2 separate regions of the Homo sapiens genome follow, and region 1 is linked to region 2. Evidence: chromatin loops called from intact Hi-C (ENCODE). Cell type or tissue: PC-3. All regions are shown on one strand. Links, peaks and the distances in the headings refer to the core of each region. The heading gives the core; the rest is flanking DNA.

Evidence for each region. Hi-C counts contacts between places; a loop is a spot of excess contacts. Peaks named below come from ENCODE experiments on the same cell type or tissue, not always from the same donor. Only the 100,000 strongest peaks of a DNase experiment are listed, where the experiment ranks them.
Region 1: a loop joins it to region 2, with 3 times the contacts of the local background. A loop is called at or near these places in 2 of 110 quality-filtered maps.

What each region holds. Positions count from the first base shown.
Region 1 is chr10:90,081,202-90,093,833 of GRCh38, reverse strand. No RefSeq gene overlaps it. Among named protein-coding and RNA genes, the nearest start is that of LINC01375, 130 kb to the right of the region's middle. RefSeq lists a silencer at 6,353-6,442 and enhancers at 6,823-7,502, 12,019-12,632. In PC-3, for the core only: no CTCF peak of the experiment used is centred there; a DNase peak (open chromatin) is centred at 6,393; H3K27ac peaks cover 1,452 bases.
Region 2 is chr10:89,949,334-89,961,965 of GRCh38, reverse strand. LINC01375 (long intergenic non-protein coding RNA 1375) reads left to right here and starts at 4,593. Exons shown (of 4, transcript NR_110655.1): 1 at 4,593-4,817; 2 at 5,529-5,751; 3 at 5,963-6,091. In PC-3, for the core only: a CTCF peak has its summit at 7,000 (motif pointing left); no DNase peak of the experiment used is centred there.

The sequences.
Region 1 (12,632 bases), core at 1,753-9,752, 130 kb before region 2:
AAGTTTGGAAAATACTGAGCAAAAAAAAAAAAATAGAAAAAGTAAAATGAGTTTTAACAAGTCATAGTTCCATAAAAACATTAGTCCCAAAACATACTCCTAGAAAAAATAATAATAATAATGCTTTGCACTAAAATGAGTTGGGTTGTATACTACATCATCCTCTAAGAGAGTCACAATGCACATTAGCATATTAAAAGCTTGGAGCTGTTCTGCAATAAAGAAACCAAGTTAATTTTAAGCAGCAGTTCCCAAATTTTTATGACCAGAAAGCATTTTTTTCTCTAAATAAAACTATTAACATTGAGACCTATTTTAGAAAACACTAGCGGTAAAGAGATATTTTCAGGGAAGAGGAGCTTGCTGATATTGATGAGGGAATAGATATCAACTGGGGGCTGCCTTCTCCCTCAGCTCTTTCAGAGGATCTAGAGCAGTTAAGCTAACAGAACCCCAGGGGCAGAGCTGATATAAAAGAGAGAAGACCCAAATAAGTGATGAGATGTTGACTAGCTCTGGCAGCAGGTCAGATCCCATAAGAGAAATAACTCAGCAGGAATCTCAGTGGGAGTCAACACTGTATACCCAGCTGGGAGAGAGGGGTGCTCTTAAGACTAGGTTAAAGGGAAATGAAGGTGCTCTGTTGTTACAAAAAGAGCTCAGAAAAATTCAAGTTTGGATTTTAGAAGACTTATTTGCTTTCAAAATGTATTCTAAAGATTAACCTTCGAATGTGGATTGCCATTTTATTTTCTGACATCTGCCTGCTTTTTGCGTGGATTCAAAAATAGCCTAGGTGATGGCTAAAGGTTGAAAAGGTGCCTCATTAAATTAAAAAGGAATTTTAAAGAATTATTTTCAATGCGTGTTAGAACTTTATTCAAATCTGCCTTCTTAATAAAAAGGGCTTATATTCTTTCATTGTGTTGGCAAGAAAAAAGAAATAATATTACGAGAAATTCAAGCCGATGCAGCAAAATATTGGTGGGAAGCCAATATTTTTTCAAAACAGATAATTAAAGAAATCTGAATGATAGAAAAAAATGTATAGGTTCCCCTTGGTTTTCTAAATATGAATGTGCTAAAAGAAGACCATACTAAAAATTAGTGACAATGTAAGAACCAGCTGGGAACCCTGAAAATTGAAGACAAGTCTCAGTTAATTTAGAAAGTTTCATTTGCCATGGTTGAGGATGTGTGCCCTTGTACTGCCTCAGGAGGTCCTGAGGACATGTGCCCAAGGTGGTCAGAGCACAGCTTGGTTTTATATGTTTTAGGGAGACATGAGGCATCAATCAACATATGTAAAACAAACATTGGTTCATTCCAAAAAGGCAAGGCAACTCAAAACAAAAGTGGGACAACTCAAAGCATGGAGGGGTCTTCCAGGTCACAACCATTCCAGAGACAAATGGTTGCATTCTTCTGAGTTTCTGATTAGCCTTTCCAAATGAGGCAATCAGATTTGTATTCATCTCAGTAGGCAAAGAGATGACTTTGAATAGAATGGGAGGCAAGTTTGCCCTAAGCACCTTGAATTTTCCTTTTATTTTAGGGATTTTAGGGGCCAAAGATATTTTCCTTTCACATTTCCCCCTTTTTCCTTTTAAAAATCTTTCAGAGAAAGCATTTTAGAAGAAAATAAGTCTCTGGTCCCAGGTTTTGTCTGATCTCTCATGGCTAGGAGTAGGTCCTCAGTTATTAGGAAATCTCACTTTTAGAAGGCTGTTAAGTCTCATGTCCTACAAAAAGAAAATAGGGGGAGGAAGGGAGAAAAACAACAACAAACAAAAGAACAATCGTGGAAAATAGATATAGTCCACATTACCCTGAATTCCATATATTAGTAGGCAAGTATAAAAGTGGCTTATGTATGTAAATAGGTTGCTGTTATTTTCTTCTGAAGTTTAAGTTGCTAGCTTCAGTTTGCAAGGCTTTACAAAAGCACAGCTTAGTTTTCAGTTACTCCAATTTTTCCAAATTAGGAAAAAATTTTAAAAAGAAATTAAAAAAATTGAAAACATTATTTTGAAGACCTGCAGCCAAGAAAAATTAGAATTCATTTCAAAATGTAGAAAATAATAAAAACTGAAAAACACTAGGGAAGACTAGAATCTAACAACAGGTGTACTATAGTTTTTGAAACATAATTTTTCTTTCTCCGGTTTCCCATTTTTACTAAAGACAAATCATGGTAGGGCTGATTTGCTTTATTATGCTTGGCCTAATAATTTGTATACAGTGCAGCAAGAAAAAGTATTTTTTACATAGGCTTTTAAGTTGGCTGTGATGGAACTGTGTTCCACAGGAAGAATGTTAGATAAGACTTTTCTAAAGCCAACCCAAGCCATGGGTTTGTGCCACCAAATACCTATGAGTTGGGTAATTTTCTCTTCTTGAGGTTCCAAGATAAACTTGGGGCTTCTGAGCCTGTCAGAAAGTGACATTCTTTACCTATCACAGGACAGGACCCCTGTACAGAGGCTCTGTAGACAAAGGCATGAGGCTAGTTTTTCCAAATGGTTTTTACTGGCTCTATAAGTCAAGCTGTATTCCTTAAAGGAAAGCACACCTTTCCAGTCAAAGCCTTGGTAAAAACCAGTTTCTCCTATTGTGTCCTGTTACAGATGAAAACAGGTTCTTATTGCACTTATGCAAATAACTGTATTGTCATAGTTAAGAATATTCACAAATAGTTTCCAAATTCTTGAGAAAATCAGTAGAGACAAACAAATATGCTCAAATTTTATTCATAGAAGTATACTTTACTCAACTGTTGAAAGTTGCTTAAAGTTTTCCTGACTCTGAAAAACAAAACAAAGGATCAGCAATGTCTTAAGCAAAAATTTAAAAGGATTAGTCTTCTATCAGTTCAGTTCATGCAGTTAACTCCTGTTCTGCTTTATATTCCTGAACATTTCAGCTCTCCATGAGAGTCCTGAAAGTTTTTTCCTCTATTCTAACGTCACAATCTCCAAAGTTACCAGAAACCTGCATTTAAGAACACGTATTAGGGTTCTATAGCTGATTATAAAACCACCTTCTAAGGAGGACCGAAACAAGACAAGAATTGTCTGTGGATGACAGAACGTTTTAGGGCAGCCATAGATAAAATTGACAAGGAAATTTGTTACCCAATTATTACTGATAATGTACACTAAGTTGTATCAGAGTTATAGGAGTGTCCCACACTTTTGGAACACATACCAATAACATATTTATACAAATATAGCCTAAAGAAAACCAAACACCATTTCATATTTGACAATGTTTCCTGTGTAATTTTTATGCTAAATAAGCCAAATTATGTCATTCTTGGACTTTAGGGAACCAAATATCTTAAAGGATTAATTAGATCAAAATAGACATAATTTATAATTTGATTTTGGAAAGGTTATCAAATATCAAAGGTTTAAAATACTTAATATCACAGTTCATTGTAAAATAAGTCATTCAGTTGACCAAAGTGATAACTCAAGGATTTTTTTTTTAAAGGCAAAAACTTTCATTCTTTGAGAGAGGAGACTTAATTTTCCAAACAATAAGCCTTAATAAAAACAGCATGAAGCCAACTACATTTTTTTTCAAAATTTTATAAACAGTCTATAAAATTTTAATCTTGACCATAAGATAAAACTTCCATTAGCCTTTCATAACCTTTATAACCTTTATTTAGAAGTCAGCTAATGCTTCAGGAAAACCTTGCTAATCTGGCATGGTCCTATATGATGGTCTTGCCTCAGTGTGCCTTTGACATTAATGAGTAATTTATGGAGAAACAATATATTTTATCTCTCAAAATTGGCCTTTGCAATCTCACACAACCACCTCTTCTGAGATAGTCCCTGGGCCTTGAGGAGTTAAATAGCTTTAATTTCTGGCCTGTGTTTCAGGAATGCAGTTTATTTTGATTGGCATCTTCTACTAGGCCGGAATATGAGGCTTTAATTGCTTTCGGTGTTTAAAATTTAGCAGAACCTGGCATCATTTTACACCCAGGAGTCAAAGCCCTGTAACTCAATGTCACAAGTACTTTAGAAGTGCATACAGAGAGATACTCAGATGTAATCATCTTAATTTAAAAATTTTTTAATCTTAGTTTTTTTCTGAGCAAACTAAAACTTAATAGTAATGTGACAACTTGATCGTATAAAAGTTTGTTTTTTAAAAAAATATATAAATCCTTTTGTTGGGACTTACACAGACTATTCATGCCTGGACTTTCTGGTTTATCCTAAACATCCCTCCTTCTAAAACAGCCAGTCATTTTACTCTAGGACTAAATTTACTATACAAGATTCTTTCTTAATGAAATTATTTATCTTTAAGCTTTCTTACTAAAAAAAAAAAAAAGAAAAGAAAAAAAAACCTGTTTATTTTTATGACTTTCTTTACATTTTTTTTTATTTTCTGGTTTCTTTTACCTTGTTTTATACATGATCTTTAAATAAGCTTTGAATTAGACAAAGATTGTTCACCATTTTTAAAAGGACACAACTTTTTATTTTTTAGAATGTTTTTCTACAATTATATTTTCATTAGCAAATACCCAAATATTATGATGAATTTCTCTACAAGTATTTATCCTATTACATTTACACAGTTTTCTTTTGTTTACCTAGATTATTTGTGAAAACTATGATAGTCATTATTTTAAGTTATGAAACCACCATTACAAAATTATAACTGAGACAGTAAAAAAGATTTGACCTAGCTGACTTCATCTTGCTTTTAACCTCCAAGCTGTCCTTGTTCATTCCTGGGTGCGGGCCGAACTAACTTTGGGAGGAACTTAGTTTACAGTTCAGCTTTGTAACAAAGATGACAGCAAACCTTATTGCCTTTGGACTAGACTGCCTAAAGCTACAAGATTAAAAGTTATAGTAATCGGCTGAAAGTGGTAGCTCATGTCTGTAATCCCAGCACTTTGGGAGGCCAAAGTGGGTGGGTCACTTGAGGTCAGGAGTTCAAAACCAGCCTGACCAACATGGTGAAACCCTGTCTCTACTAAAAATACAAAAATTAGCCAGGTGTGGTGGTGGGTGCCTGTAGTCCCAGCTACTCAGGTGGCTGAGGCACAAGAATCACTTGAACCCAGGAGGCAGAGGTTGCAGTGAGCCAAGATTGCACCACTGCACTTCAGCCTGGGTGACTGAGACTCCATCTCAAAAAAAAAAAAAAATTATGATAATCTTACTAAATTAAAGATGTAACAAGTTTTATTAAACTAATATCAATGTCTTATCTATTAAAGATTACACAAGCAAAGATCATTCTGTTTTGGGTTGGGTGTATAGTTTTGTAATCCCTATGCCAAATTTTGACACCTTACAGTGTTTGGCAGGGATAAGTATGAAATTGGGTGATTAATAAATGCAAAAAAAAGTATGTTGGCAAATTCTTAAGACATTTCTAATATTATTTTACCAATAATTTAAAGTCAGCTTATTTATTAAAGATTTTACTTAAATCAGGTGAACTTGAAAAAGTTCTCTTTTTTCTTTAGTATCTGATTTAAGCACTTTTATTATTTGTTAAGCCAATTAATTAGAGCTCTTTTATATAATTTTAGTAGTGAAACATTGTGTACACAACACATAAATATACCGATGCATTAGGCATGCTGATAGAAGCGCGTCTTACAGATTCACAAAGACCTCTTTTTTTCCCTTTTTTAAAAATCTTACCCTAGGCAGTTGTCAGCTTAATAGCCTTAAATTTGCATATTAAAGGAAACAACTGGGTGAAAAATAAGATAGCAAAATTTGCATCATAAGGTAGAAAGTCTGGTGGGCTAGCGGGAAATTAAAACAAATTTAATTGCCAATTGAACATACAATTATAGAAGTCTTTTATAAAGGCCTTCAAATATATACACGTACACATATACATACACACATACACACAAAGATTCTATTGTTTTTACTTCAGTACTTTAGTCATCAGATAAATGCAAATTTGTCAGCTTGCAAAAAAAAAAAAAAAAAACTGTTAAGTCCAAACAGTGGTTTTTATTTCAGTAGAAAAGTAACAGCAGATTTAAAGCAGGCAGAAAAGAAAAGAGAGAAAAGGGAAACCTAGGAACTCTTAATGTGTGGGTCAACCTTAAGGCTCTTTTTCCCTAATGTAAATGTGCACAAAGACCATATTACTTCCATTTTTCTCTGGCAAGTAGAGGTGCCATAAAACCTACAGAGTGATCAAAAGGGGGTCATTCCCCTTGTTTTCTCCTCATTATTTGATTATTTGTTTCCTGCTCTTTTTCTTTCTTTTTTTTTTTTTTTTTTTTTTTTTTCCTTAAAAGGAGGAACTGAGCTATGGCCTATGGTTTTCATGTGGTGGATTGATATGTGCTTTTTGTGGGCAAGGCTCCACAGTGTGTCACCACTGAGTCATTTACACCTTCTTACATGTCTCAGAACTTATATGCGTTTCCTGGATGATTCACTTTCTAAAATCAATTTTTGTTGGGGATTTTCCTGCAGGATCACAGCATGTAGTAGGGGATCAACACCCCAGACTTTCCCACAAGACCCCTGGTCACCCAGGGGTACCTTTTGGCTGGAAGGAGCAAATGCCCTTTTTCTTTAGCACTGGGAAAACTCAGTCTCTCATTAACCCATGAAAACAACAGTTGAGTTCCTCATGCAAATGCTCACAGACAAATCAAATTAAGATTAATTTTGGAAGAAAAAGCAATAGAGAAGGCCCTTTAGAATGCATCTCTGAACTAGAATTAGAATCCATAAACAACAACTTCCTAAAAGAGAAAAGAAAAACAAAACAGCCAAGACCACTTCCTGTTCTCATCCTAATTCTCATCCACCATTATACATGCCAAGGTCAAATTCCCTCACAGTGAAAAGTCATCTCTGGCACTCCAAAAGCCAAAGAGGTCAAATCATGCAATATAGGAAAACAGAGCTTTAGACCTAAAAAGAATTTGCCCATGACTCTTGAAACTCCACAAAGAAAACAAAACACCCCAAAAGGGGGTGAGTGGTGACTTTGTCCTAAATTCTTTAAAGGGGTTCAAGTCATTGTCAGGCCTCTGAGCCCAAGCCAAGCCATCGCATCCCCTGTGACTTGCATCTGGATATGCCCAGATGGCCTGAAGTAACTGAAGAATCACAAAAGAAGTGAATATGCCCTGCCCCACCTTAACTAATGACATTCCACCACAAAAGAAGTGTAAATGGCCGGTCCTTGCCTTAACTGATGACATTACCTTGTGAAAGTCCTTTTCCTGGCTCATCCTGGCTCAAAAAGCACCCCCACTGAGCACCTTGCCACCCCCCATTCCGGCCCACCAGAGAACAAACCCCCTTTGACTGTAATTTTCCTTTACCTACCCAAATCCTATAAAACGGCCCCACCCTTATCTCCCTTCACTGACTCTTTTCGGACTCAGCCTGCCTGCACCCAGGTGAAATAAACAGCCATGTTGCTCACACAAAGCCTGTTTGGTGGTCTCTTCACATGGACACGCATGAAATTTGGTGCCGTGACTCGGATCAGGGGACCTCCCTTGGGAGATCAATCCCCTGTCCTCCTGTTCTTTGCTCTGTGAGAAAGATCCACCTATGACCTCAGGTCCTCAGATCGACCAGCCCAAGGAATATCTCACCAATTTTAAATCAGGTAAGCGGCCTCTTCTCTCTTCTCCAACCTCTCTCACTGTCCCTCAACCACTTTCTTCTTTCCACTCGTCAATCTCTCCCTTCTCTTAATTTCAATTCCTTTCATTTTCTGGGAGAGACAAAGGAGATACGTTTTATCTGTGCACCCAAAACTCCAGTGCCGGTCACGGGCTGGGAAGGCAGCCTTCCCTTGGTGTTTAATCATTGGAGGGACACCTCTCTGATTATTCACCCACGTTTCAAAGGTGTCAGACCACGCAGGGATGCCAGCCTTGGTCCTTCACCCTTAGCAGCAAGTCCCGCTTTTCTGGGGAAGGGGCAAGTACCCCAACCCCTTCTCTCCTTGTCTCTACCCCTTCTCTGCTTTCCTGGGGCAGGGGCAAGTACCCCTCAACCCCTTCTCCTTCACTCTTAGCGGCAAGTCCCGCTTTTCTAGAGGAGGGCAAGTACCCCAACCTCGTATCTCTGTGCCCCAATCCCTTATTTCAGTGCCCCGACCCCTTATTTCCATGCCCCTACCCCTTATTTCTGCACCCCATCCCTTATTTTTGCACCCCAACCTCTTATCTCTGCACCCCAACCCCTTTTCCCACTTTTCTGGAAGGTAAGAACCTCCGAACCCCTTCCCTCTGTTTCTCTACTCTCTCTTTTCTCTAGGCTTGCTTCCTTCATTATAGGCAACCTTCTACCCTCCATTCCTCCTTCTACTCCCTTGGCCTGTGTTCTCAAAAACTTAAAACCTCTTCAACTCACACCTGACCTAAAACCTAAATGCCTTATTTTCTTCTGCAATGCCGCTTGACCCCAATACAAACTCGACAGTAGTTCCAAATAGCCAGAAAATGGCACTTTGAATTTTTCCATCCTGCAAGATCTAAATAATTCTTGTCATAAAATAGGCAAACGGTCTGAGGTGCCTGACGTCCAGGCATTCTTTTACACATCAGTCCCTTCCTAGTCTCTGTGCCCAGTGCAACTCGTCCCAAATCTTCCTTCTTTCCCTCCCGCCTGTCCCCTCAGTACCAACCCCAAGCATCGATGAGTCTTTCTAATCTTCCTTTTCTACACACCCATCTGACCTCTCCCTTCCTCCCCAGGCTGCTCCTCGCCAGGCCGAGCTAGGTCCCAATTCTTCCTCAGCCTCTGCTCCTCCACCCTATAATCTTTTTATCACCTCCCCTCCTCACACCTGCTCTGGCTTACAGTTTCGTTCCGTGACTAGCCCTCCCCAACCTGCCCAGCAATTTACTCTTAAAAAGGTGGCTGGAGCCAAAGGCATAGTCAAGGTTAATGCTCCTTTTTCTTTATCCCATATCAGAAGCGTTTAGGCTCTTTTTCATCAAATATAAAAATCCAGCCCAGTTCATGGCTCGTTTGGCAGCAACCCTGAGATGCTTTACAGCCCTAGACCCTAAAAGGTCAAAAGGCCGTCTTATTCTCACTATACATTTTATTACTCAATCTGCTCCCGACATTAAATAAAACTCCAAAAATTGGAATCTGGCCCTCAAACCCCACAACAGGACTTAATTAACCTCACCTTCAAGGTGTACAATAACAGAAAAAAGTTGCAATTCCTTGCCTCCACTGTGAGACAAACCCCAGCCACATCTCCAGCACACAAGAACTTCCAAACGCCTGAACCGCAGCGGCCAGGCGTTCCTCCAGAACCTCCTCCCACAGGAGCTTGCTACATGTGCCAGAAATCTGGCCACTGGGCCAAGGAATGCCCGCAGCCCAGGATTCCTCCTAAGCCGCGTCCCATCTGTGTAAGACCCCACTGAAAGTCGGACTGTTCAACTCACCTGGCAGCCACTCCCAGAGCCCCTGGAACTCTGGCCCAAGGCTCTCTGACTGACTCCTTCCCAGATCTTCTCGGCTTAGCGGCTGAAGACTGAAACTGCCCGATTGCCTTGGAAGCCCCCTAGAGCATCACGGATGCCGAGCTTCGGGTAACTCTCACAGTGGAAGGTAAGCCCGTCCCCTTCTTAATCAATACAGAGGCTACACACTCCGCATTACCTTCTTTTCAAGGGCCTGTTTCCCTTGCCTCCATAACTGTTGTGGGTATTGACGGCCAGGCTTCTAAACCTCTTAAAACTCCCCAACTCTGGTGCTAACTTAGACAATACTCTTTTAAGCACTCCTTTTTAGTTATCCCCACCTGCCCAGTTCCCTTATTAGGCTGAGACACTTTAACTAAATTACCTGCTTCCCTGACTATTCCTGGACTACAGCTATATCTCATTGCCGCCCTTCTTCCCAATCGAAAGCCTCCTTTGCATCCTCCTCTTGTATCCTCCCACCTTAACCCACAAGTATAAGATACCTCTACGCCCTCCTTGGTGACTGATCATGTACCCATTACCATCTCATTAAAACCTAATCACCCTTACCCCACTGAACGCCAATATCCCATCCCGCAGCACGCTTTAAAAAGATTAAAGCCTGTTATCACTCGTCTGCTACAGCATGGCCTTTTAAAGCCTATAAACTCTCCTTACAATTCCCCCATTTTACCTGTCCTAAAACCAGACAAGCCTTACAAGTTAGTTCAGGATCTGCACCTTATCAACCAAATTGTTTTGCCTATCCACCCCGTGGTGCCAACCCATACACTCTTTTGTCCTCAATACCTTCCTCCACAATTCACTATTCTGTGCTTGACCTTAAAGATGCTTTTTTCACTATTCCCCTGCACCTCTTGTCCCAGCCTCTCTTTGCTTTCACTTAGACTGACCCTGACACCCATCAAGCTCAGCAAATTACCTAGGCTGTTCTGCCGCAAAGCTTCACAGACAGCCCCCATTACTTCAATCAAGCCCAGATTTCTTCCTCATCTGTTACCTATCTCGGCATAATTCTCATAAAAACACAAGTGCTCTCCCTGCCAATCATGTCTGAATGATCTCTCAAACCCAAGCACCTTCTACAAAACAACAACTCCTTTCCTTCCTAGGCATGGTTAGCACAGTCAGAATTCTTACACAAGAGCCAGGACCACACCCTGTAGCCTTTCTGTCCAAACAACTTGACCTTACTGTTTTAGCCTAGCCCTCATGTCTGCATGCAGCGTCTGCCGCTGCTTTGATACTTTTAGAGGCCCTCAAAATCACAAACTATACTCAACTCACTCTCTACAGTTCTCGTGACTTCCAAAATCTATTTTCTTCCTCATACCTGATGCATATACTTTCTGCTCCCCGGCTCCTTCAGCTGTACTCACTCTTTGTTGAGTCTCCTAAAATTACCGTTGTTCCTGGCCCAGACTTCAATCCGGCCTCCCACATTATTCCTGATACCACACCTGACCCCCATGACTGTATCTCTCTGATCCACCTGACATTCACCTCATTTCCCCAAATATCCTTCTTTCCTGTTCCTCACCCTGATCACGCTTGATTTATTGATGGCAGTTCTACCAGGCCTAATCGCCACACACCAGCAAAGGCAGGTTATACTATAGTACTAGCCACTAGCCCGCCTCTTAGAACCCCTCATTTCCTTTCCATCGTGGAAATCTATCCTCAAGGAAATAACTTCTCGGTGTTCCATCTGCTATTCTACTACTCCTCGGGGATTATTCAGGCCCCCTCCCTTCCCTACACATGAAGCTCCAGGATTTGCCCCCACCCAGGACTGGCAAATTAGCTTTACTCAACATGCCCTGAGTCAGATAACTAAAATACCTCTTAGTCTAGGTAGATACTTTCACTGGATAGGTAGAGGCCTTTCCTACAGGGTCTGAGAAGGCCACCGCAGTCATTTCTTCTGTTCTGTCAGACATAATTCCTCAGTTTAGCCTTCCCACCTCAATACAGTCTGATAACAAACGAGCCTTTATTAGTCAAATCAGCCAAGCAGTTTTTCAGGCTCTTAGTATTCAGTGAAACCTTTATATCTCTTATGGTTCTCTGACTTCAAGAAAAGTAGAATGGACTAAAGGTCTTTTAAAAACACACCTCACCAAGCTCAGCCACCAACTTAAAAAGGACTGGACAATACTTTTACCAATTTCCCTTCTCAGAATTCAGGCCTGTCCTCGGAATGCTACAGGGTACAGCCCATTTAAGCTCCTGTATAGACGCTCCTTTTTATTAGGCCCCAGTCTCATTCCAGACACCAGACCAACTTAGACTGTGCCCCAAAAAACTTGTCATCCCTACTATCTTCTGTCTAGTCATACTCCTATTCACCGTTCTCAACTACTCATACATGCCCTGCTCTTGTTTACACTGCCGGTTTACACTGCTTCTCCAAGCCATCACAGCTGATATCTCCTGGTGCTATCCCCAAACTGCCACTCTTAACTCTTGAAGTAAATAAATAATCTTTGCTGGCAGGAATATGCTGAATCACCTTAGGCACTCTCTAATCAGATATCCTGAGTCGTCCCAATTCTTAGACCTTTTATACCTGTTTTTCTCCTTCTGTTATTCCATTTAGTTTCTTAATTCATCCAAAACCGTATCTAGGCCATCACCAATCATTCTATACAACAAACGTTTCTTCTAACATCCCCACAATATCACCCCTTACCACAAGACCTCCTTTCAGCTTAATCTCTCCCACTCTAGGTTCCCACACCGCCCCTAATCCCGCTTGAAGCAGCCCTGAGAAACACCGCCCATTCTCTCTCCATACCACCCCCCAAAAATTTTCACCGCCCCAACACTTCAACACTATTTTGTTTTATTTTTCTTATTAATATAAGAAGGCAGGAATGTCAGGCCTCTGAGCCCAAGCCAAGCCATCGCATCCCCTGTGACTTGCACATGTATGCCCAGATGGCCTGAAGTAACTGAAGAATCACAAAAGAAGTGAATATGCCCTGCCCCACATTAACTGATGACAGTCCACCACAAAAGAAGTGTAAATGGCCGGTCCTTGCCTTAACTGATGACATTACCTTGTGAAAGTCCTTTTCCTGGCTCATCCTGGCTCAAAAAGCACCCCCACTGAGCACCTTGCGACCCCCCACTCCTGCCTGCC
Region 2 (12,632 bases), core at 3,048-11,047:
GATGAAGCCTGGGCATCAGAGTTGGAAGGAGAGTGCACAGAAATGTAAAAAGAGGTGGAAAATACGAAAGGGGCAGACAAAAGGTGGGAAACAGCAACAGAAGGGACTGTCTGATATGCAGCAGTGGCAGATTCTTTAAAAAGTTTATGGCTTGGGAGGCCAAGGTGGGCAGATCATGAGGTCAAGAGATCAAGACCATCCTGGCCAACATGGTGAAACCTTGTCTCTACTAAAAATACAAAAACTAGCTGGGCGTGGTGGTGCGTGCCTGTAGCCCCAGCTACTCAGGAGGCTGAGGCAGGAGAATCACTTGAACCCAGTAGGCAGAGGTTGCAGTGAGCCGAGATTGCACCACTGCACTCCAGCCTGGTGACAGAGTGAGACTCCACCACAAAAAAAAAAAAAAAAAAAAAAGTTTATGGCAACTTTACAGGAAAAGTTAACACACACGCACGTATTGCACCATTCTTCAGATTCTAAGTATGCTATCAACTTGTTGGAAATATGATTCTCTTCTTTCATTTAAGCACCTGTACCTGTTTGCTCCTCTAGATATTACAGACATAACTGAGGGGGTTATACAAGGAACCAGCATGCTAGGTTCCGTGAGGCCTGAAGTTGATTTTGAAGGTACAACTTTGAATGGGTTCTGTCTGGCTGTCTGTGGACGCCTCTTTTCTTAGAAGCAGCCCAATACCCTCGATATCACCCCGACCTATTAGCCATAGGCAAGGCCACAGCAAGCTCTTAAATCTCCCTCTCTAGCACCCCCTTACACTGTCCTCTTTCTCTTCCCTCAATCACTCAAATCTCCTACTTCAGTCTTGTCTGACCCAAGTATTTATTCTTTTGTTTGGATCGGATCAAGCTTCATTGCTGGGCCCTTTGGATTTGATGCCTGGGAACATCCTTTGGTTCTCCAGCCATTACTTTGGTTTCTTAACTCAATTCTCCTTTCTTCTACCCTCAGCTGAGGGCCAGCTCCACACTCAGGAACCCCAGCCTGGGCAGAATTCAAGGACTTTTTTGATAAGAAGACAAGTACAGACACACTCCTGAAGATTATACATTTCTTTTTTTTTTTTTTTTTTTTTTGAGACGGAGTTTCACTCTGTCGCCCAGGCTGGAGTGCAGTGGCGCGATCTCGACTCACTGCAAGCTCCGCCTCCCGGGTTCACGCCATTCTCCTGCCTCAGCCTCCCGTGTAGCTGGGACTACAGGCGCGCGCCACCATGCCCGGCTAATTTTTGTATTTTTAGTAGAGACGGGGTTTCACCGTGTTAGCCAGAATGGTCTTGATCTCCTGACCTCGTGATCCGCCCGTCTCGGCCTCCCAAAGTGCTGGGATTACAGGCGTGAGCCACCGTGCCCGGCCTATACATTTCTTTATGTCTACATCTCCTGGGATAATATTTTGAGTAAAGGAAAGAAAGAAAGAAAAATGTAGCCAACTACTTATCCCTCCCGCTATCAGCCATGCACAGCATAGATGAAGTAGGTGAGTAGATTACTAGACTGATCTCTTTCCCCTGCTCCCCACATTATTAACTTTTGGGAGTCATTCTTCTGAACAGTCACAGACTCTGTCAAAGACGATGTCTAAACAGCAGTGAATTAACAAGTTGGAAAACGTACCCATCAGATGAAGCCTTGTCTTTGTCTTGCCAGATCAACCAGTTTATTGTTTTTCACTAAGTTAACTGGGATGGCTGCTTTTGACAATAAGAAGGCACAGCTTGAAAGTGACTTGGCTTTGTTCAGTGAAATGATGAGTTTATTTGAAAACAAGAAAAAGCAGCATAGATTTGAACCCTATCCTCCCCTAAAAGTAGCTCCGTATGCCTTATGTAGGAATGGGTACAATCTTGGTGTTCAGAGAGAATGTGGTGAGTTTTTTCAGGCGATATAAGAAAACTATAATAACTTGTGACAGGGCAGAGATCGTCACAGAAAGATATCCTTAATTAGCCCCAATCTAATGCTGAGTCATTCGAGGGCATCAATTACTCATAATAGGAAGAAGTCCAAGAATCGTAACCAATCATCAATCAACATTTGCTGAGAATTTTCTCTGTAATCAGAACAATAATAGGAGTGCCTATGAGAAAGGAAAGACTCAAACCCTGACCTCAAATGGCCTGCAATTACTTGAGCCAAGACAGGCAACATAAAATATAAGGGAGGAATACAGGATTATATAGACCTCATAGGATGTAAGCTCCATTCTTCAGTAGAAATCTGGCTTTATGTGTAGGGCTATTCACAGGACTAACCTCTCACAGATGGCACGTTATAAGAATTCTCAGCTGTGGAAAACAGAGGTGGCTTCCATTTGTTTTCAGTTCTGTTACCTAGGTCTCTACTCTCATTTACACTTCCTTTATTTCTATGCCCACTACCGAAATCTTATCTGTGTGACACATGGGTCACACAATTAAAACTGCCACTATACTACATCTCCAGACTGCTCTGCACTTGAGAATTTCACGTATAATTTCATGTGCTGAAGAAATCATTAATGTTCCTAATGCATAAATGAAGAAATTGAAGCTCAAAGACTTTGTTTATTGTTTTCAAGACTGGCTGAGCAGTACAGTCACTTAGGAAGCTTTTTTTAAAAAAAATAATTTAATTAAATTAAAAAATTCTTGCCCACCTCAAAAGCACAGTAGATTAATTTGTTATAAATTACTAATTTGAGGGGAAAACTGGTTTGTCATAAGACACACAGCCTTAATATGGCAAAACCAAGAATCAGATCTCTAGTTCCTGTCTCCAAACTCAGCCAAACCATTCTACATCCTACAGTCAGACATTGCTTCACAAAGGACATTCATCTATATCTTATGTGATCCATGTTGTGTCACATGTGAAGGCTAGTCAAGGTACACTCTGGTGGGATTGCTGTGTGAGTATTTAAAAGTCTGTGCATGTGAGTTTTACCACACTCAGAATTAGAAGGTAAAAGCCCAGATTTTCAAGGAACTGAAAGGAATAAGACTTATTATCAGTTTGTCAATATTTTATGTAAAAGAGATGATGGAGAAAGAATTTCACAAGCTACCAATGAAAAAAGTTTTTTAAGAAATCTTTGAAAAACAAGGTTGTTGATGAACTGGAATTTCACTTTTAGTTCTCTCAAACCCCTATCTCATCAATTTGGGGTCCAAATTGGCATGGGGATGACGATGCCAATCAGGGGCATTATATATTCTCATGCCCTATGCAAGAGCACAAGAATATGGGAGAAATTAAACCTATTATCCTTAAACCTTATAGCCATTTCCTGATTCTGCCACTCAGAGATGTCTTTTTTTTTTTTTAACTAACATTAAGAATTAACATTAAGATGCACTATAAGTCAGAGCAGGACCTCCAAACGTTAATAATTGTGAATCATCTGGAAATCTTGTTAAGATAGATCCAGATCTGATTCAGTAGGTCTGGGGCCCTGAGAGTCTGCATTTCTGACCTGCTCCTAGGTGAGGCTGAGGCTGCTGTAGACCCAGCCAGACTTCGACTGCAAGTTGCTAAAATAAACCATGGTACCATCTGAGATGAGAAATGGCCCCTCTTACATAATTAACTAAGGTAACACATTGACAGCAACCAGAGGCTACCAATCAGAACAAACATTTAAGCAGTTATTGTGAAAAAAAAATCTTTACATGTGATTTATTTAAAATGTGTGGTCAGCTGAAGGTATTTCTGTGTTCCAGACTGACTGAGAGGGCTCTAGGGGCTAAAAAGTTTGAGGCAGTTTTCCTGGAACTACACACCTGGGAGAAATAATCAGATTGAACACCAACTGACACCCATGCCTCAGCATTCTCTTTTCGCTAGATCCATACCGTAAGTTATTACAGCAGGATTAATGTTGGGCAATAATAAGAAACCTCTGGAGAACGGTGAAATAAGGGGAACCAAGGACCAGTATGGAATTGGGACATAAGATTTCCTCTGAGAGTTAAGCTCTAAGGGAACTGAAACACAGATGTGCAAAGTTACCTTAAGACAGAAAGCCTCCTAAACCAATAACATTTGACTCTAATCTAAATGGGAAAATTATCCCACCTAAAGAAAACAGAGACCTCAAAAAGACTAATCGCAGAGACTAATTTTGACACTGTACAACTAAGAGAGAGAGAGTCCTGATTCAAGAACGTGAGGAGATTCACCTACATAGACAACATCTGATTTCACCATAGTGGAAATGTCAGACATTTAGTACCTAATGCCACAAAACAGGGGCTGGCAAACTACTGTCCATGGGCCAAATCTGGCTGAATCCCATTCTTTTAAATAAAGTTTTATTGGTACCACAGGTGCATCCATTTGTTTACACATCATCTATGGCTGCTTTTGCACTACACTATCAGAGTTGAGTAGTCTTGACAAAGGTTATATGGCCCACAAAGCCTGAAATATTTACTGCCCAGCCCTTTACAGAAGAAGTTTGCCAACGCTTGCCATAAAGCTTTTCAATTATATAACTAATTCCCCTTGCTCTGATTCCACACTAGCCAAGCAAACTTCTGATTATAATTGGTTTCCTGGGTAGTACAGCTGAACATTCCAAACTCCAAATTCTGAAATCCAAAATGCTCTAAAGTGCAAAACTTTTTGGGCATCAACATGACTTTTAAAAGAAATGCTCATTGGAGCATTTTGAATTTCAAATTTTCAGATTAGTGATGCTCAGCTAGTAATATTACTGTAAATATTCCAAAATCTGAAAAAGTCTGAAACATCTCTGGTCTCAAGCATTTCAGATAAGGGACACTCGATCTACCAACAAAGGAGAGAGCCCCTTGAAAGTGTGTTGGTTATTTCTAGCTGTATTTGCATTCTAGGGTTTTGGAGGTTTTTAACGTAATGTCTGGGAGCTTGCCTTATCTGAATCATCCGAATGATGATTTCTTTCTAAATTTGCTTTTTTTAAAAAAAAAATCACTTTTCTAGTGATACATATAAAAGAAACTAATGAACTAGGTCATGAAGTATGAATAGCAGTGTCAGACATTCAAGACAAAAGGAACAGCATACTTAAAAATGAAGTTGTAGACAAAGTATTAACTGTTTCAAAATGTTGGATTTTCTAAAGACCATTTAAATGCTGATGCCATTTATCTTTAGGAAGCTGGTATTGTTTGCCACAGTTATAACAAGCTATTGTTATAATTTCTGCTTATTATTAGAATCCAATAGAATTTTTACAGTTTGTTTTGAACACTTCTGTCATCTATTGTTCAGTTTGTTTTCATTATGAAATTCAGGTTTACTCTCAGTTTCTCCCAAAAATAGTAATTAACTATTCTGGGAATAATAATTTTAACTGGTTCATAAATGAGCATATACTAAACAACACTACTGTGCTGTATATAAATCTGACTCATATATTTTATAGCTCTTACTTCTTAGAAATAGAAAAACTTGCTTCTATATTAGAAAAGAAATCACTTTTCTAAGCCTATAAGACTAATACCTAGACATTTAGATTGTGGTGGGTTCACTTTTCTTCTTGTTAGAGGGCACTCTGAATCACTCTTCTGGTGAAGATCTCTGGGAGTTACATGCAAGCGGTGGGCCTGGGCCCATTTCCACATCCCACAAAGAGTGCATTTACTTTGTGTATCCAGAAGAGCAAAACTCCCAACTCTACTGCTTTGTTTTCAAACGGACAGCCAAGCATTCGATGTCTTCAGCTTCACTCTCTACTTTGTGCTTGGGTTCCATTTCTGGTTCATATAGGTATTTACCTTATTTTTTAACTTGACTTTGCCTTTTTATCCCTCTTTATGTTTTTATTTATGTTGTATATTCTTTTATGTATTTGAAAGAGAAGGGGAGTGTCCTGTTATGAACATGCTATACCATCTTGACTAAGAACCCCTTTGCTGATACCCAATGGGATTCCTTTATCTGGTCTAACTGACTAGATATTTTATCATTTATTTTTCAGTCAAGGTTTATTGAGCACAATATGATGGTGTAGGCATCTTTGGAGATATGCTATCTGCAGGTTCAGCTTTGGAGATTCAGAAGTGACATGCACATGCCTCTGACACTCTCATGGAGTTCACAGTTGGAGGTAAGCTGAACCATTTGGCAATCTACCTCACAGATTGAACACAATTGCCAAATTGACCGTTCCCCAACTCAGGTTCATTTCCATCATGACAAACTAATCTTTCCATTTCAGTAAAGTTTCATGGTACCTCTTTGCCTATAGGAAGCCATGCAACTCATCAAAATCTACTTGTTATCTAAGTTAGTTTTTTTCTAACAATACCCTAAATATATAGTTCTTCTACAACTTTGATGATATATCCACAATTAATGGATACAACACAACAAGAAACTCAGCAATACTAAATTTTTCAGTCCACCAGTGTCTTTGAAGAGAATATTTGTATTAGCATTTTGTTGCTCATTTATTTCATTCTGCAAAGTTTAAGAAACAACAGATACCTTCCTCACAGTGCAGCATTCTTGAGAAGGGTGCAGAGTGACTGGGTTTTCTCCTGGGTTTACCCAGGCACTTTTTTATTCACTCATCTGTTTCAGAAATAGTCACTATCCTGTTGTCTTCAGCTCCCAGCTTGGGAAACCCACAGAGTCTTTCCCTCCAGGTCACCATTGAGTTTGGCATGCTGTTGACCCTCAGTACATCATACAGCAACTACAAAACAGTAATTTTGTTCTCAGTGCACCCACAGGGCCATTTACTTTGCAGCATCATTCAGAACTTTCAGCAATAACTTTCCTACTTCAAAAAAGATAAAGAGAAGCAGCATGAGGAATCCTTGATGGAAACAAAGCTGAAACAAATATAATCTCTTATAGGATTTTTCTACATAAAATAATGCAAAATCACAACTTATTAAGTCCACAACTTAAAGCAAAATGTATGAAATTACTTTTCACCACAAGTTTTTACTGATATGAATAATGGCTATACTGTCTATATTTTAAATTAACCTTAATGCCATCTAGTGGTCACTGAGAAATTTTTGTTTCAGAAAATTGTTAACTTTAGAAATTGTTAATAACAAAGTAGTAGGAATAACAATAACTGCTGTTGCTGAAGAGACTTATTGAACACCTACAATTCTTCAGAGCTCTATGTTCAGCATTTTATGTTCATTATCTTGTTTTATCTATACAACAACCTAAATAGGTACCGCAGCGCAGTTATGCAAATGAAGAAACCAAAACTTAGTGGTATTAAATGACATGCCATATTCAGAGATCTAGTAAATATCTGACTGGTTTTCAAACCCAATTAGTCTAGTCCATTGCCTTCACACTCATCCAGAATTCTATGCCTCTACTAAACCTCGGTTGTGACTATAGAATATGGTTAATAGACTAACACACATGCACACACACACACACTCACACACAAATGCTAATGTGTTTGAAGGGAGGTGCAACCTCACATTTCCACTCTACAACCAACTCTTATCATGTTCCAATTCCCAGGCTTCTCCTTCAAGCAAGATTTTAATTGCATGGGGATGTTTACATATTCGAAATTCACATATGGTATCTCTAAAATGTGATGGATTCACTCATTCATGCAACAAATAGTTACTGAACTCATGCGTTAGACTCTGTGCTAGGTAATGGGAATGCAGCAGGGAACCAAACAGACACAGTCCTTCCTTTCATGGAGCTTAAAGTACAGCAGGAGGACAGACACATAAATTACATGGATCATGATACAAACTCATTGTGGAAAGAGCAGCTGGGAAAAATGCAGAGTGCTGGCAGGGTGTTTAGTTGGATGACCTTCCTTTGGCACCTAAGCGTTGAGTGAGAAGGGGAGTGAGGGAAGACATCTCTAAAGGAAGGACCTTTAAGAGGAGTCATGAAAGAGTGGGAGTGGGAGTGGGAGTGGGACTGAGCTGGGTGCAGGAGGGCAGCATAGGGATTCCAGGAAAAGCACCTGAGCAGCAAGCAGAAGAGTGTCTCCTAAGGCTCTGCTCCCAGACATTACACTCACACAGTGGAAGCACGACAGTAAGTCAATATGCAATTCAGGCACTCTTAATTCTTGTGCTGTAAATGGAACTTGGATAAAGACCATAATTAAGTCATACTTTTTTATACTTTGAACAAATCACTTTTACTGAAAATACTAAAATTGCATGATGTTGCACTTTATTTGAATACCCAAACATAATGGTACCTATCTATGCTAACTGAAGTTTCCATTGGTACTTATGAATAATTCAAATGCCTCCTAAATAAGATTTTTAGTTTGGTTGGAGATTATGAAAATAACACTCATGGCAGATAATGTGAATAACACAGAAGGAACCAAGGAAAAAAGAAGAAAAACAACTAATCCTCATATCTCACAACCCAGAGGCAAATAATGTAAACCTTTTGGAATGCTTCCTTCCAGTCTTTTTCTCTATTAATATTTTATAAAAATAAGATTTTATAATTTAATTTATTCATTCAGTGTAATAATTATTTCATTTGTTTTTACAAACTCTTTGTTAATATCACTGTAATAGCCAGATGCTATTTTATTAGGTGGACACATCCTAGTTTACTTAACCCATTTCCAAGCTGTTCAGTAGGTGGATTGTTTCCAATGTTTACTAAACAATGAATGACATATGAATAATGAATGGCATATGACAAATAATATATAATAAATAACACATTGCATAAAACTAACTTTTTTATAACGGTTTGTCCACCAGAATAGAACTCAGTAAATAGTAGACATTATTGTCAAGTGGTTAAGTAACTGACACAGCTTATTTGTATATCTGAAAAGAATTTAGAAAGTAACAAAGCAATTTACAAAAGCAAAACCACTGCTCAAGAACATTGACTATCAACCACCTCTTCCCATTCTTCCTTGTACTGTGAGTTGATTTCTGCCTTGATCTTAAGACAGGCTGCAGTAAAAGTTAATGGGTATTTTTGTCATGTTGGAGAATCCCAGGAAGCCATTCTAAAATCCCATTTGTGAAATGATGTGTCACATTAACACATTTTATGGGCTTAATCTTGTGCTGCTAATTGAATAATTTAATATTTGTGACACTAGCTTGACTCACACAATTACACACACACACAAAAAAAAGGAGTTGTAAGCTGTTACATCTCAGCTGTTCTTTACTTTGAGCATGCCCTGGTGTTTTTTAAGCTATATTTAGTGTTTTGCCATTTACAAGACAACTTCTATCTCTTTGGATATTTGCTTGATGTGAATGCAAATTGGAGTTGCAAGTTTTCTTCTTCTAACTAGGTACTCTTTAGTAGGTATATGCCCAGTCCAGATGCCAGGACTCTTAAACAGAGTTTTCACTGAGAGGCATTGACAAGATATAGAAATTACATCCTTGTGCCATGAGTAAGGACAGTGGTAATGACAGTGGCAGGCCATCTAAAGCAGCTGCTGTCATCACACTGGCTGCTGCAGGGAGACAGCGCTGGGGCTGCACACTCCAGGGAGCCAGCAGGAGCCAGGGACAAGTGAGAGCCCTGCCCCTTCCAAATTGAGGCAGAGGCTCCCTGGGTACCACTGCAGCCAACCAAGCTATGGCTGCAAACCTGGGCATCCCTGTGCTCTCAGGACCCAGAAGCAGGTGGGAACCCCACTCTTCTGGGTGCAGCTGCAACTGCCCAAACCACAGCTGTGGACTCAGGTATCCCTGTACTTTTGGGGACCAAGGAAGGCCCTCCTTGCCCTCACAAGCTCAGAAGTGGGAAGTGCTTGCTCCCGCTGCTCTTGCTGGCTTCTGCCTGCTCTTGGTGCCCATTCCGATCTCAGAGCAAAGTCAGGGCTGAACCCAGGCACTGACATGGCCCAGTGAGGTGTGCACATGCTTGGGGCAGTGCTGACATGTTAGCCCCCTGCCACCTTGGCCCCCTCTGGACTTTAGGGGCTAATGAGCATAGTAGGGAAGCTGAGCAGGGGTGGCTGAGGGCAGCTCTTGGCACCTACAGCCTGGGTGCCATGAATGACAGTAGGAAGCAGCGAGGTTCCTGGAAAGGAGGGAATGGGTCCCCAGTAAGGTGCTGCTTTCAAGCAAGGGAGGGCCTGAAGGCTGGGTGCTGGGCTGCCAGTCCCACAGACCAGAGTAGAATCTTGTGACGCCTTTTCCAGGCCTTCCATGGGTGCCCATGGACCAATAAACACATACTTCCTCCCCTTTGAGGTCCATAAAAGCCCTGGACTCAGCCAGAGCTGAGCAGACATTGGGACAATCAGCTGCAGAGAGGAGCAACTCACTCTAGGGCCTCCTTTCTGCTGAGAACTGCAGAGACAACAGAGAGAGAATGGAGAGATAACAGGATGACCTGCCAGCAGAGACGAGCCACCCACTCTAGGGCCTCCTCTCTGCTGGCAGCTGCTCAGATGATGGGACAACCAGCTGCAGAGAGGAGCTACCCTCTCTGCTGATAGCTGGACACTTGTTGAGATGACTTGCCTAGCAGAGAGGAGCTACCCTCTCTGCTAGGAGCTGAACACTCATCAGGACACCCTGGCTGCAGCAAGGAGCATCCCCCTGTGGGTTTCCCCTCAGTTGTTCTATCACTCAGTAGAGCTCCTCCTCATCATGCTCACTCTCCACTTATCTGCCTACCTCATTCTTCCTGGGCACAGGACAAGAACTCAGGATCTGCTGAATAAGGCTAAAAGAGCTGTAACACAAACAGAGATGAGATATGCCCCATTGTTCACCATGTCGCAGGTGAAGAGAAGGAAAGAAATGCTGCAGCCCTTCAGGGACCCCAGACACGGGAGCTCCTTGAGTTAAGCCCGTGACTCCCTCTTTGAGGCCCTGTGGTTCCTGGCATCTCCAAGCTTCTGGGAAGCATTATATTCCTCAGTGCCAGCTGTGGAAGCTGTTTGCAGGGCACCTGGTCCAGCTGCAGGCTCGCAGAGAGCTGGTGCCCATGCTGGCACCTGGAGCTGCCCACCCTACTACATCAGCTGACATGCCTGATTGCACAGTGGCCAGACCCCACACTCACTCACACACCCGTCGCCACTCCATGCAGCCTTATTTGGCAGGCATGGGAACCACGCCAGTAGCATAAGCCAAGTGCAGCCTCCCAGGCCAAGTGGGCAGAATGAGACCAGTGGGCTCAGGCAAAACTTGGGCAAAGATGTCACCAGCCACAGAAGTTTCCAGCCAGAAAAGCAACACCCCAAAGATCAGATAACAGTGGGAGATGAAAGGTGATGTTTTGAATGGCAGTACTGGACTTCTCAGAGCTTTTAACAATCCTTTCACCCCACAGCCTACAGATGAAAAGGGTGACTATGTAGACTGGTCCATAGTGACCACATAAATACGTGCCACTTATACGGAATCTGGTGAAAGCAGGAGATCTTCAGGGTTAAGTCTGACATTTCAGAGTCAAACTCACTAAGTTTGACCCTTGGCTCATCTATACATTATAAACAACCTTGGGCAAGTATGTCACCTAACCTTTTAATAAGTCACTTTCCTTTTTTAAAAAATGGAGATAAAAATGATGCCTACTATATAGGATTGTTGGGAAGAGTAAATGAAATAATTTATGGAGAGCTCCTAGCACAGTGTCTGGCACATGGAAAACACCCGTTTATTATTATTGTTACTATAACTATTAGTCTTTTGCATCAGTGAGTTAAATTTTTACTTCCATTAGATCTATCTGATGTGTAATGTACTCTTCAAACATCCTTTATTTCTTATTCTAATATAATGCACTGTCAAAAATCTGTTCTCCTTGGTAACAATCTATAATTTGAAATGCACAACTTGTTGGAAGGGCAGAAGGACAGGTAATGAATACCTTAGAATTACTTTGACTTAAATAAATATTTCCTTTCCTTCATTGAAAAGCTCTATGGAGAAAGGAACCATGTCTGCTTTGTTGACCAGCTGCAAGCATGGTGTCTGGCACACAATGGGCACATACGTAGTATGTATTTAAGTGGGTAGATAAATAGTCTTAAAACAATTCCCCAATTTTACAAATGCCCATTTCTGAGCTCAGTTCAACTGAACATATTTTCTTTCTTTTTTTTTTTTAACAGAAGTCACCAGAATGGAACCTTTTTGTTAAGCTTTCCCTTTACCTCAGATAGACAGCTGTCCTTGACAAACACAAAGTCAGTCTTGGCTGTCTCAGAAAAGCACTGTGTGTCAATGTCAGAGAGCCCAGTGGGCCTAGCATAAGGTTCACAACATTTCTAACTCTTCAAATCAAGTATTATTTTGGAAGTTGCCAACTTAACAAGCAACTTTGACTCCATGCAAACTAAAAATGGCATTTGAAAGTTGAAATTTCATTAAATCTGCTGTTTTCTGAGACTTCATCCAACTGGGACATCTGTTTGTAACACCAAAGGGGTATGTAATCCCAAAATTATGATTGGATTATATTCAAGTCATTAAAAAAGATGAATTCATGACATATTACTTTTAGGCAAACTCAATCTATATTACTGTCTGCATTCTCTCCTCTGCTAACGAAGAGACTCTCCTCTTCCCTTACAAATTCTTGTTTTGTGCTTTATCAGAATGTCCAGGCCAAAGCAATTTAACGCAATATCAAATTCATACTCTAGAATATAACCTCCTTCCACAAACTCTTTTTTATGTTTT